2 separate regions of the Homo sapiens genome follow, and region 1 is linked to region 2. Evidence: chromatin contacts called from ENCODE Hi-C or POLR2A ChIA-PET data. All regions are on one chromosome and are shown on one strand. Each heading gives the region's core, a stretch centred on a gene start or an enhancer-like site at or near the end of the contact. The rest is flanking DNA. Distances are from core to core; before and after follow the strand shown. Region 1 has its middle 37 kb from the start of LINC00184. Region 2 holds the start of LINC00184 (long intergenic non-protein coding RNA 184).

What was found. A loop is a pair of places that touch in the nucleus more often than their neighbours do. ChIA-PET counts read pairs that join two places held with the same protein, here RNA polymerase II (POLR2A). Pooled maps may share reads with other maps.
Region 1: a loop to region 2 is called in a map of transverse colon, with 8 times the contacts of the local background. The contact joins the enhancer-like site here to the promoter of LINC00184 in region 2. A Hi-C loop is called at or near these places in 25 of 168 maps with a recorded cell type or tissue (B cell, Caco-2, PC-3 and 16 more), 5 of 37 single-sample maps with no recorded cell type and 7 of 50 pooled maps. POLR2A ChIA-PET finds 5 or more read pairs at or near these places in 6 of 52 experiments (BJ, HepG2, K562 and 3 more).

The regions. Positions count from the first base shown.
Region 1 is chr1:234,663,463-234,668,938 of GRCh38, forward strand. No RefSeq gene overlaps it. Among named protein-coding and RNA genes, the nearest start is that of LINC00184, 37 kb to the left of the region's middle. Within about 2 kb of position 3,414, at least 2 of the 41 ENCODE cell types and tissues checked have a DNase peak (open chromatin) inside an H3K27ac peak, as active enhancers do.
Region 2 is chr1:234,625,076-234,630,577 of GRCh38, forward strand. LINC00184 (long intergenic non-protein coding RNA 184) reads left to right here and starts at 4,236. Exons shown (of 2, transcript NR_033927.1): 1 at 4,236-4,672.

The DNA of each region.
Region 1 (5,476 bases), core at 2,164-4,663, 38 kb after region 2:
CTTCTTCTTTTTTTTTTTTTTGGAGATGGAGTTTCGCTCTTGTCACCCAGGCTGAAGAGCAGTGGCGCAATCTCCGCTCACTGCAACCTCCGCTCACTGCAAACTCCGCCTCCCAGGTTCAAGCGATTCTCCTGCCTCAGCCTCCCGTGTAGCTGGGATTAGAGGCGCCCACCACCACACCTGGCTAATTTTTGTATTTCTAGTAGAGACGGGGTTTCACCATGTTGGCAGGCTGGTCTCGAACTCCTGACCTCAGGTGATCTGCCCGCCTCAGCCTCCCAAAGTGCTACAGGCATGAGCCACCGCGCCCGGCCTCTTTCCTTCTTTCTTATAGTTCCTAGTTCTCTTCTTACTGCCTCCCTTCATTTCCAGGGTCATGAATAGACATTTTCTTTCAAATCAGCAAGTTTCTTTTTAAGACATACACCAGAGAATATCTCTAAGGCCTAAACTCTCAGAGGTTTCAAGTCACCTGCTGGGCAGAGGAAGGATTTCTGGTGATGGAGGCCTCACTCCAAGGGGCGAGGGACTGGCGGCTGATGACTCCAAGGCAGGGACACTTGTCAAGATGAAGAGGAAGGGAAGGCGAGACTGGGCCCAAGCAGATAAAGGTGTTTCCTGGATTTTTCAAGGCCATAGAGGCTCAGAAAGAGGGGACTATAACACATTCCATTTAGAGGGGGAAAAAATGTATGGTGTATCAACTAAGCCACTGGCCCACATTTGGGAGGAGTTTTAATATTAAAGAGCAGGGCCGGGCGCGGTGGCTCATGCCTGTAGCACTTTGGGAGGCTGACGCCTGTAATCCCAGCACTTTGGGAGGCCGAGGAGGGCGGATTACGAGGTCAGGAGATCGAGACCATCTTGGCCAACATGGTGAAACCCCGTCTCTACTAAAAATACAAAAATTAGCCGGGCGTGGTGGCAGGTGCTAATCACAGCTACTCGGGAGGCTGAGGCAGGAGGATCGCTTGAACCTGGGAGGCGGAGGTTGCAGTGAGCTGAGATTGTGCCACTGCACTCCAGCCTGGTGACATAGCAAGACTCTGTCTCAAAAAAATAAAATAAAATAAAATAATATTAAAAAGCAGGAGTTCCCAACCCTGCTCTAAAATACCTGTAGGTCCATGGCCTGTTAGGAACAAAGCCACATAGCAGGAGGTGAACAGCAGGCAAGCAAGCAAAGCTTCATCTGTTTTTACAGCCGCTCCCCATCACTCCCATTACTGCCTGAGCTCTGCCTCCTGTCAGAACTGCTGCAGCATTAGATTCTCATAGGAGCTTGAACCCTATTGTGAACTGCACATGCGAGGGATCTAGGTTGCTCCTTATGAGAATCTAATGCCTGACGATCTGTCACTGTCTCCCGTCACCCCCAGATGGGACCATCTAGTTGCAGGAAAACAAGCTGAGTGAGGATTCCCACTGATTCTATACTATGGTGAGTTGTATAATTATTTCCTTATATATTACAATGTAATAATAATAGAAATAAAGTGCACAATAAATGTAATGCACTTGAATCATCCCGAAACCATTCCACCCCCCAACCGTGGAAAAATTATTTTCCACGAAACCAGTCCCTGGTGCCAAAAAGGTGGGGACCACTGGTATGGAGTGTTTCCAGTGAGGCTTCATAAGAACCAGTTTGTTCTTCCTTTGCTTCCTACCTAATAGGTACACACAGCCTGTCTCTCTCTCTCTCCCCCGCAACCCTGTGTCTCTCTCTCCCCCGCAACCCTGCGTCTCTCTCTATGTCTCTCTCTCACACACACATACTTTCTTTTTCTCTATCTCTGTGTGTGTGTCTCTCTCTCTGTTTCTCTCTCTCCTTGGCTCTCTTTCTCTCTCCTTTAACCCAGTGAAATTTCCAAAGGAGCCTTTGTTCAGTACACATGATAACAGGTTTCCTTTGTCCCATATGCCTACCACTGTCCCCAGCCCTTGTATATGTATTTCTCACAACACTTTCAGGAGGAAGATACCATCATTATGCACAGAAAGGATACCTCGCTTGTCCACAGTCACACAACCAGTCAGTGTCAGAGGCTGGATTAGAACTCAGATCACCCGCCTCCAAAGTCCATTCTTTTAACCACTGTGCCATACTCTGATCTCGCTATATTATATTCTTTCAACTTCATGGTTTTCAAAGAGAAGATAGAATCACAGTGGGATTTTATTGCAGAGACAAACATTACGTTCAAAGTTCTTTTGACCTGAATGTAGATGATGTACCAAAGACTCACAATTTCTTGCAGTTCAGTCATTGGGTGACTGCTTTATCCAGCCAGGCAAGGAGTAACCCAGGAAAACATTTTGCCTTTTCCTAAGCTGTCTGGAGAACAGCTAGGCCTTTGCCTTAATAGTGTAGCCTGGCCTTAGCGATGTTGAGGCTTTGTGTTCATCTGACTTCCATGACCAAGGGCCTCAGAGTGAGGACAATGTGTTCCACTGGCTTGATCTAATGAGAATATCATTGCCTGTGCCTGGTGTGTTGCGGCAGTCCACCCCCTCATCCCCCAGTGCCCCCATTCCTGTCTCTGTACTGACTAGCAGAGTAAGGAATCTATAGAGTACAGAACTCTATCTGGAAGACGAAATCGCCAGTGTTGATTTCTAAAGCTCCCTTTTGTGCAGCTTGCTTCTGTGAGGATCTTGAAAGACTTTCACTCTGCAGCAGCCAGGACTGGAGTCCACTCACCCCCACTAGCCACATGCTTCCTGCCCCAAATGTCAAGGTTTTCATTTGACCATGGTATAATGAGCTGTATAAAATTAAAAACAGCTAAATACCACCTTATTTACAGTAATTTTCTATTTTCTGTGCTCATCACCGAAACCTCTCCTTAACAACGCCAACCTCCAGATCATACCAATCACCTCTGAGAAGCCCAATCACTACAACCACTAACCACAACATAAATCAACGTGAGGACCTGAGAGCTCGCTTGCTCCCACTCTGTCCCTAGCCCAGCCTGGTTTTTCCATCACATGCTTCTTAGGCAGCAGGGAGCTGAGGCAGGGGGAACATTTAGTTCCTTTTTCAAAGACTGGGAACACTTAAAAATATCTCCAAGTAAGCAACCAGCATTCAGAGGATGCTTATTTACACTTTGTAGGAGCCTGGTGTTGGGACTCTGGCTCCTGGATGGCGTCAAACCTGCCCTTGGGCTTGGCCGAGGCTGGTCTGGGAGTACCATTTGCAAATGGCTCTTGCTTCACGGTTGCATCTCCATCTGGGTAAACAACCTAGCGACAGCGCTGGCTCTTCTTAAGGCTGTCTGTTATGGACTGAACTGTGTCCCTCTCAGATTCACTTGTTAAAGTCCTGACCCCAGTACACCTCAGAATGTGACTGTATATAGAAATAGGGCATGTAAAGCAGTCATGACGGTTAAGTAAGGTCATATGGATTGGCTCTAGTTCAAACGTGACTGGTATCCTTCTAAGAAGAGGAAGAGACACCAGAGCTCACTCTCTTTCCACGCACACAATGGCCATGTGAGCACACTGTGAGAAGATGCCATCCGCAAGCCAAGAAGAGAGGCCTTGGGAGAAACCAAACCTGCTGTCACCTTGATCTTGGACTTCCAGCCTCAAGAACTGTGAGAAAATAAATTTCTGCTGTTTATTCCACCCAATTTGTGGCATTTTGTTATGGCAGCCCAAGCCAACTAAGATACCATCCATGTAATTTCTTCTTGTATGGCAAGGTCTTAACATGAGACATGAATGAATCAATGGCCATTTCTATGCAGAAATTTAAAAGCATTCTTGAGTTCTCATGGGGAGATTTAAATTCTCCATATATGAACCCCTCTAGCCTGTACTTTCTTATAGGAAAATTCTCTGTGAGATTGGAATATTCCAGAAGTTAACCAAAAGGATCTTAATTTACACTCTATCTCCTATTCCTCACATTCCTAGTACTGTTAATTACTCTCCTTCCTCAACCTCTGCTCCATCCCTTTGGCAAGCCCATGCATTTAGTAGATGTTTATTGAGTGCTTCTCTAGGCCAGCTTAGGCTTTAGGCACTGGAGGTACGGGAATGAAGAAAACAGATAAGGCACGTGCTCTCACGTGGCTTCCATCCTAGCAGAGGAAAACAGAAATAAAAATAAATAAATAAATAAATAAGGACTATGTCAGATAGTGAAAAGCTATTCAGGAATTTTAAATACAGCAATGCAAGAATGACTGAGAGCCTGCTTTGGTTAGGCAGACAGGAACTCTGTCCTTTCCAACTAAAAACCATTCTACTCCCTCTTCTCTTCTTTCCATCAGCATAACTACCCCTTGAGTGCAAGCTCCTGGGCTGGGCTCCTGCAAAAGCATTCTAATTGACCTCTCTGCCACCTCCTTTGCACCACTGCAGTTCATTTTCCACATAGCAGCTAGGGAAATATGTAAAAAACAAAGCTGGTTTTCATTATTCACAATAGCTGTGTTCTATAAAGTTGCTTCAAACCCTGAATTCTGGAATACTGAAGCATTGCTCCTAGGGGAAACACAGGGTTAGGTTCCTATGAGCCTCTGATCACCCATCAGTACATAACTTTGTTTTATGTGTATTTCTGTGTAAAGACACCTCATTTAATATATATTGTTGACTCATTAACATTGAATTCATGGCTAACAGCACAATAACTCATGCCTGAGCAAAACTTATCTGACATACATATTTTCTACATAAGGCACTTTCTGGCCTTCCCGTGCTTATGAACACTGGACAGCACTTCAGTACTAGTCTGTAGTGGGGGCAGGAAAAGTGGACATTTTAAGCAACAAAATCACCAACAAAGAGCCAAGAAAAATGTAAAATAAGATGGCACTAAATAGACCACAAAAAGGTCACTTGTTTATAGTAAGAGAGCTGAAACAAGAAGAGAGCATGTCACTTTGACCTCAGCTAGCAACCCGCAGGTTAGGTGACTCACATTTTTTGCTTTGCTCATGTCTGTGAATGACTGCAAACTTGTCACCCAGTATTGGTCTTGGGGTAATATACAGGTATTCCTATGGTTTAAATGTATCCCTTCCAAAATTCAGGTGTTGCCAATGTGACAGTATTGAGAGATGAGGGCTCTAAGAGGTGATTAGGACATGCAGGCTCCTCCCTCTTGAATGGGATTAAGGTCCTTATAAAATAAGCTTCACACAGTGTTAGCTCACTTGCCCTTCAGCCTTCTGCCATGTGAAGACACAGCATTCCTTCCCTCTGGAGGACACAGCAACAAGGCACCATCTTGGAAACAGAGAGAAGCCTTTGCCAGACAACCAAACCCGTTGGTGCTTTTATCTTGGACTTCCCAGCCTCCAGAACTGTGAGAAAATAGCTTTCTGTTCTTTATAAGCTAGCTACTCGGTCTCAGCCATTTTGTTTTAGTAGCACAAACGGACTATTTTTGGTATTCTCTCAGGAATATTTCTCTGTATTCCATCAGCGAGCTACACATGCTTCCTGGGAGTTG
Region 2 (5,502 bases), core at 2,986-5,485:
CACATCCCCAACTCCCTACTCCACACTGGAAGTGTCAGTACTTGGCACATCGTAGATGCTCAATAAATGTTTGTGAACTGATTTGAACTGTGTCGTTGAAGTAGTTCCTCAACTCTGTCCCTTTGTATCATTTTCTTGATATTTGAGCCCTTGCTGCTCTGCCTGGAATCTCTGCTATGATGAAGCAAACCCTTCAACATCTTCTCACTTATAGTTCATCTTTTTCTCTTTTTGAGCCTTGAAATTCATTTTATTTTATTTTGTATATTTTTTGAGACAGGATCCCACTCTGTTGCCCAGGCTGGAGTACAGTGGTGCAATCATGGCTCCCTGCAGCTTCGACCTCCCAGGCTCAGGTGATCCTCCTGCCTCAGCCTCCCCGAGTAGCTGGGACTACAGGTGTGCACCAACACACCTAGCTGATTTTATGTATGTTTTGTAGAGACAGGAGTTTGTCATGTTGCCCAGGCTGGTCTTGAACTCCTGGGCTCAAGCGATCCACCTACCTCAGCCTTCCAAAGTTTTGGGGTTATAGGCATGAGCCAACACATCCAGCCTGAAATTCTTTGTAATTAAATTAACCTGTCCCAAGTTTCCAATTTTGGGAGGGAGGTATATTTTTAAAGTCTAAATTTCATTTTATTCAGGAAACAGGAATTAAGCCCCACCACACATCAAAACTACATACTATTATCCTAAAAATAACTCCTCTTGAGGCATGTAAGATGCATGTTAACAAGGGAATCATATTCTCTGAGTGGCAGAACCCAACATTTTAATATGCATTTTATGGGTGTGGTGGCACATGCGTGTAGTCCCAGCTACTCAAGAGGCCGAGGTAGGAGGATCACTTGAGCCCAAGAGTTCAAGGCTGCGGTGAACTATGATGGCACCTCTGCACTCTAGCCTGGGCAACAGAGCAACATGCTGTCTCTTAAAAAATAAAAAATAAAGTTGATTTCTTTTCTTTTTTTTCTTTTTTGAGATGGAGTCTCGCTCTTTCACCCAGGCTGGAGTGCAATGGTACAATCTTGGCTCACTGCAACCTCCGCCTCCCGAGTTCAAGCAATTCTCCTGCCTCAGCCTCCTGAGTAGCTGGGATTACAGGCATGTGTCACCACGCCTGGCTAATTTTTGTATTTTTAGTAGAGACGAGGTTTCACCATGTTGGTCAGGCTGGTCTTGAACTCCTGACGTTGTGATCCACCCGCCTCAGCCTCCCAAAGTGCTGGGATTATAGGCATGAGCCAGCACGCCCCACCCAAAATTGATTTCTTAAAGACAGTGAAGTATGATAACTGTTGGTTTGATCTTGCCCTGAAGCCGAATAAAGGTTTGACCTATGAGAATCAAGGACAATTAAAATATTAGCTTATAGCATAAAAAGAGAAGCAGACTTCCCCTTACATGCACACACATACACACACTCTCTTTCTGAAGTCAACTATACATAATTTTTAAGACATTACACATTGGATTGTTCCCACTATCACGCGATCTTGTAATGATCAGGACTGTCTTCTTTGTTACATGTAGTAGGGACCAAGATACTTTTAGGGCCTCATGAAAATGTTTGATTTTAATTTATTTTAAAATCAGGGCCGGGTGCAGTGGCACACACCTGTAATCCCAGCACTTTGGGAGGCCAAGGTGGGAGGATTGCTTGAGTCCAGGAGTTCAAGACCAGTTTGTGCAACGTGGCAAAACTGCGTCTCTACAAAAAAAAAAAAAAAAAAAAAAAATTGCGTAGTGGTGCATGCCTGTAGTCCCAACTACTTGGGAGGCTGAGGTGGGAGGATCACTTGAGCCTGGGAAGCGGAGGTCACAGTTAGTCAAGATAGCTCCACTGCCCTCCAGCCTGGGTGACAGAGTGAGACCCTATCTCAAAAAACAAATAAATAAAATCAGAACGAAAAAATATAATAATCACAAGTACATAAGAACAAATTCATATACTTTTTAATTTTATTTTTAATGAAGAAAGGAGCCCACAAAGACAAAAATACCCTCAGCATTTCCAGGCACCACAAGAGTCACAATGAGGCCCTAGTAAGGACACCAATCCAGTTGAAGTTCATGTATTCATACTGAGTACTCCTGGAAATTTTCATATTTTAAATTTATATATTGCGCAAGACTTAGTCTTTGATTTTCTAGTTTTTTCTATTTATACTAACACCTCAGAGACCTAATACATTTCATGGCCTTTGTTTACTGTCTCTATCGTAATGACTTCCAAGTCCCTCTCTTCTCTATTCTTGTGTTGGAGTTCTAATTTTGTACTTCTAAGTACCTGTTGGGTATTTCCACCTGTGTATCTCATCGCTGGCTCAGCCGACAAACACATCACTGAGCTCACCATCTTCCCCTGCTCTTCGGTTTTCTCTCTTCAATTTTCCTGTCTATTAGAGTTCCTGCTAACTCTGTAGTCATTAATGAACCAACCACAAGCTTGTCTCCTTCTTCATCCCCTTATCTGAGGACCTGATTGAGCCTCTGGTCCCATGCCCACTGCCATCCCTATTGAAGTCTCACTGCCAGTCCCTCAGCCAAGCATCCTTACTTCTCATCGAGTTCCACATGCAGACTCCTGACTGACTTCTCTGCATTCCAGCTTCCTTGTGCGATACATTCCTGACCCTCCCCGAATTGATCTTTGTACTGCTTTCATCATTTTCCTCCTCTGCTCCATAATTCCTCCGCACTTCAACCCAAACTCCTCACCCAGTTTAGAAAGCTCTGCTCACGTGGTTCCTCCCACTGTGGACAATGCATCTCCCAACACATTAACACCCACCAGAGGTGATGATTAAGGAGTCCCTTCACTCACGAACTAGACTTGCTGTCTTAGTCTTTTGTGTCTGCTCTTTCTTTCATTCATTTACTCCATTTTTGGGGTAACTACTCTGTCCCAGGCACAGACACCTTAAATGGTCCTCTATTACCTATTCCAACCCTATACAGCTTTCAAAGCTCAGGTCAACTTCCAATCCATGAAGCCCAGGTCTCCCTTCTATCACAAGTCTTTTTCCTCTGAACTCCTGGGAAGCTTAGAGACATTGTCAAACATTTAGGACTTAAACATGTGACATGAGATTTCCTGACTGTGTCACGCATGCTCTCCAGTCTGACTTGTTTGAGTTTCTGCAAAGATCTTTACAGAAGATCTATCTTCTTACCACTCAGCTGCAGCTGGCATCGAGCCCTGGCTGGACTAGTCATGCTAACCCCTTGGTTATTAATCATCGCCATGATTTTTCATGTGTTTACTATAGTATGATCCAGGCGTTGACTATACTGGGCACTTTATGAGGTTGTTATTATCCTCCGTTTTTTACAGATGAGGAAAGTGAGGCTCAGAGGGGTTAAGTGACTTCTCCAGTTTTACATAGTTTGAAAGTGGCTGACTGAGAATTTGAATATAGGTCCGACATAATTCAAATATTGTGCTCTTGACCACTTAACTAAATTAACTCTACTTTCTGATTGATTCACATATGTTGAAATCTACTCATTCTCCTCCTAGTGTCATTATGTTTGTTTATTCTCTCCTTTATATTTTTAAGGCCTGCTGGTCTATCCTTTCCAGGATCTACACTTATGCTGGACCCACTAAGCTGTCCTAGAACATCATAGTAAATGTTCACCAGATATTAATTATTTGAGTGAGAATGGTTGTGAGCATTGGGTACTCCCCCAGCCAGTACCCTTCTCTCTTGCAGTAGTATATTTTGTAGATTAAATAAAACTCAAGATAAAAAAAACAAATTAATAAATGATCAATGGAAACAGAAATTTGGAACATAAAAGTATTATTTCAAAATGAACACATTATATGTAAAAGCTCACAACCAGGAATTTCTTCAGTTGGGTTTGCAGCAATGTTATGTCACTAATACTATATTTCTCTCTGTATGGCCAAACCTGTAAAGCCTCAATATCTGATTATGGAGCACATCTAGACTGTTAAAAAGCTTTCTATAATATTAATAAAATCAAATAATAAATAAAAATTAAATTGACTAATCATAGCAATTTCATTTTGAGAATGTTTTGTAGGCTGAAGGCAAATCCTTGAGATATTTTTGCAGGAGCGTCATTGCGAAACAGAATCTGCAGTAGAACTATGTCATCTTCTGGTTCTGAGTGTGCCCTCTCATTGCTGGCAGATGGCAAGTATTTATTTGCTTGCTAGCTCTTTAGTGGAACTGGTCTTCTGTTTCCACTGTCGCCTCGTGTGACACAAACTGCCACCTATCTCCCAAGGTTCTTTCTTTGTAACAGAACCCTAGTTTTTGGCTGGACTCATTTCCCCAGTGGTAGAGGCTGCTGGCTGGTCATGTCATGAGCCCAGGTCTTCTTCTTGGGCACAACCAGATGCCATTTCTCAGCCTCCCTTGCAGTTATATGCAGCTGTGTGTTTGAGTTCTGGCCGTTAGTGAGTGGAAGTGATGTGTCCCTTCTACTCACACTTCTGTAGTCCTGGCCTACAGAAACTCACAATGGTTCTCTATACTCTTTATCTTTCCACAGCTTAATGCAGTTAAGTAACAAGATCTTGGAAGACAAGTGTTGAAGGTGAAAGAGGCACAAGATAGAAGAAACCTGGGTCCTTAGATCCTTGCTTGGAGGAAAACCACCTGCCAATCCAGAACATCATTTTGGACTTCATGTGAGTGAGAAGTAATCCTGTATCATGTTTGAGCCATTAAGCGTATTTTGATTGCTTGTTCTGATAGCTGTAAGTATCTTACTGATGTAGACATCATAAGTGAGAGACCATGTTTCCTCACCTCCCCTGCTAAGTGTAACCATGTAACTAAATTCTGGCCAATGAGATGTAAGCAGAAGTGTTTTGTGTGACTTTGAAACAGGATGCTTCAAGGAAGCTGATTTGGACGGGATGGGAAAACTTCTGTTGTCTTTTGTTCCCTTTCTTTTATAGTTCAGCACTCAGACAAAATGTCAGGAATTGCTCTGGCCATCTTGCACTTCTGTGAATGGAAACCATTTTCTAAGACAATGGGGTAGGGTGATAGAGAAGACTAGGTTTCTGATGGATGTGGAGCTGTTGGGCCCATCTGGGACTCTTAACCCCATCCACAGTGCTTTTATATTGGAGGAATCTCTTGTTTAAGCCTCTATTTTATTTCTCATAGAGACACACGTTCTTTCTATAGGAGCAAAAGTGACCATTTTAAGATTTGAATCAAGTTATGCCACTTCTTGGCTATGAATCCCTTCCTGACTTCCAGTTTACCTTAGAATTGAATTTATATTTCTACCATGGTTTATGAAGCCCTGCTTGATTTGTCTCCTGCCTACCCCAATGACCCCACCACAATTACACTGGCCTGCCTTCTGTTCTGCTGTAGTGACTGATCATTCACCTCCATGAGGCCCTACTGAAGATGTTACCTTTTCAGGGAGGTTCTCTGACCTCCCACCTACAATGGGCTCTCCCAGCTTTCGTCTGTCTCACCACCGTGTTTACTTCCTACA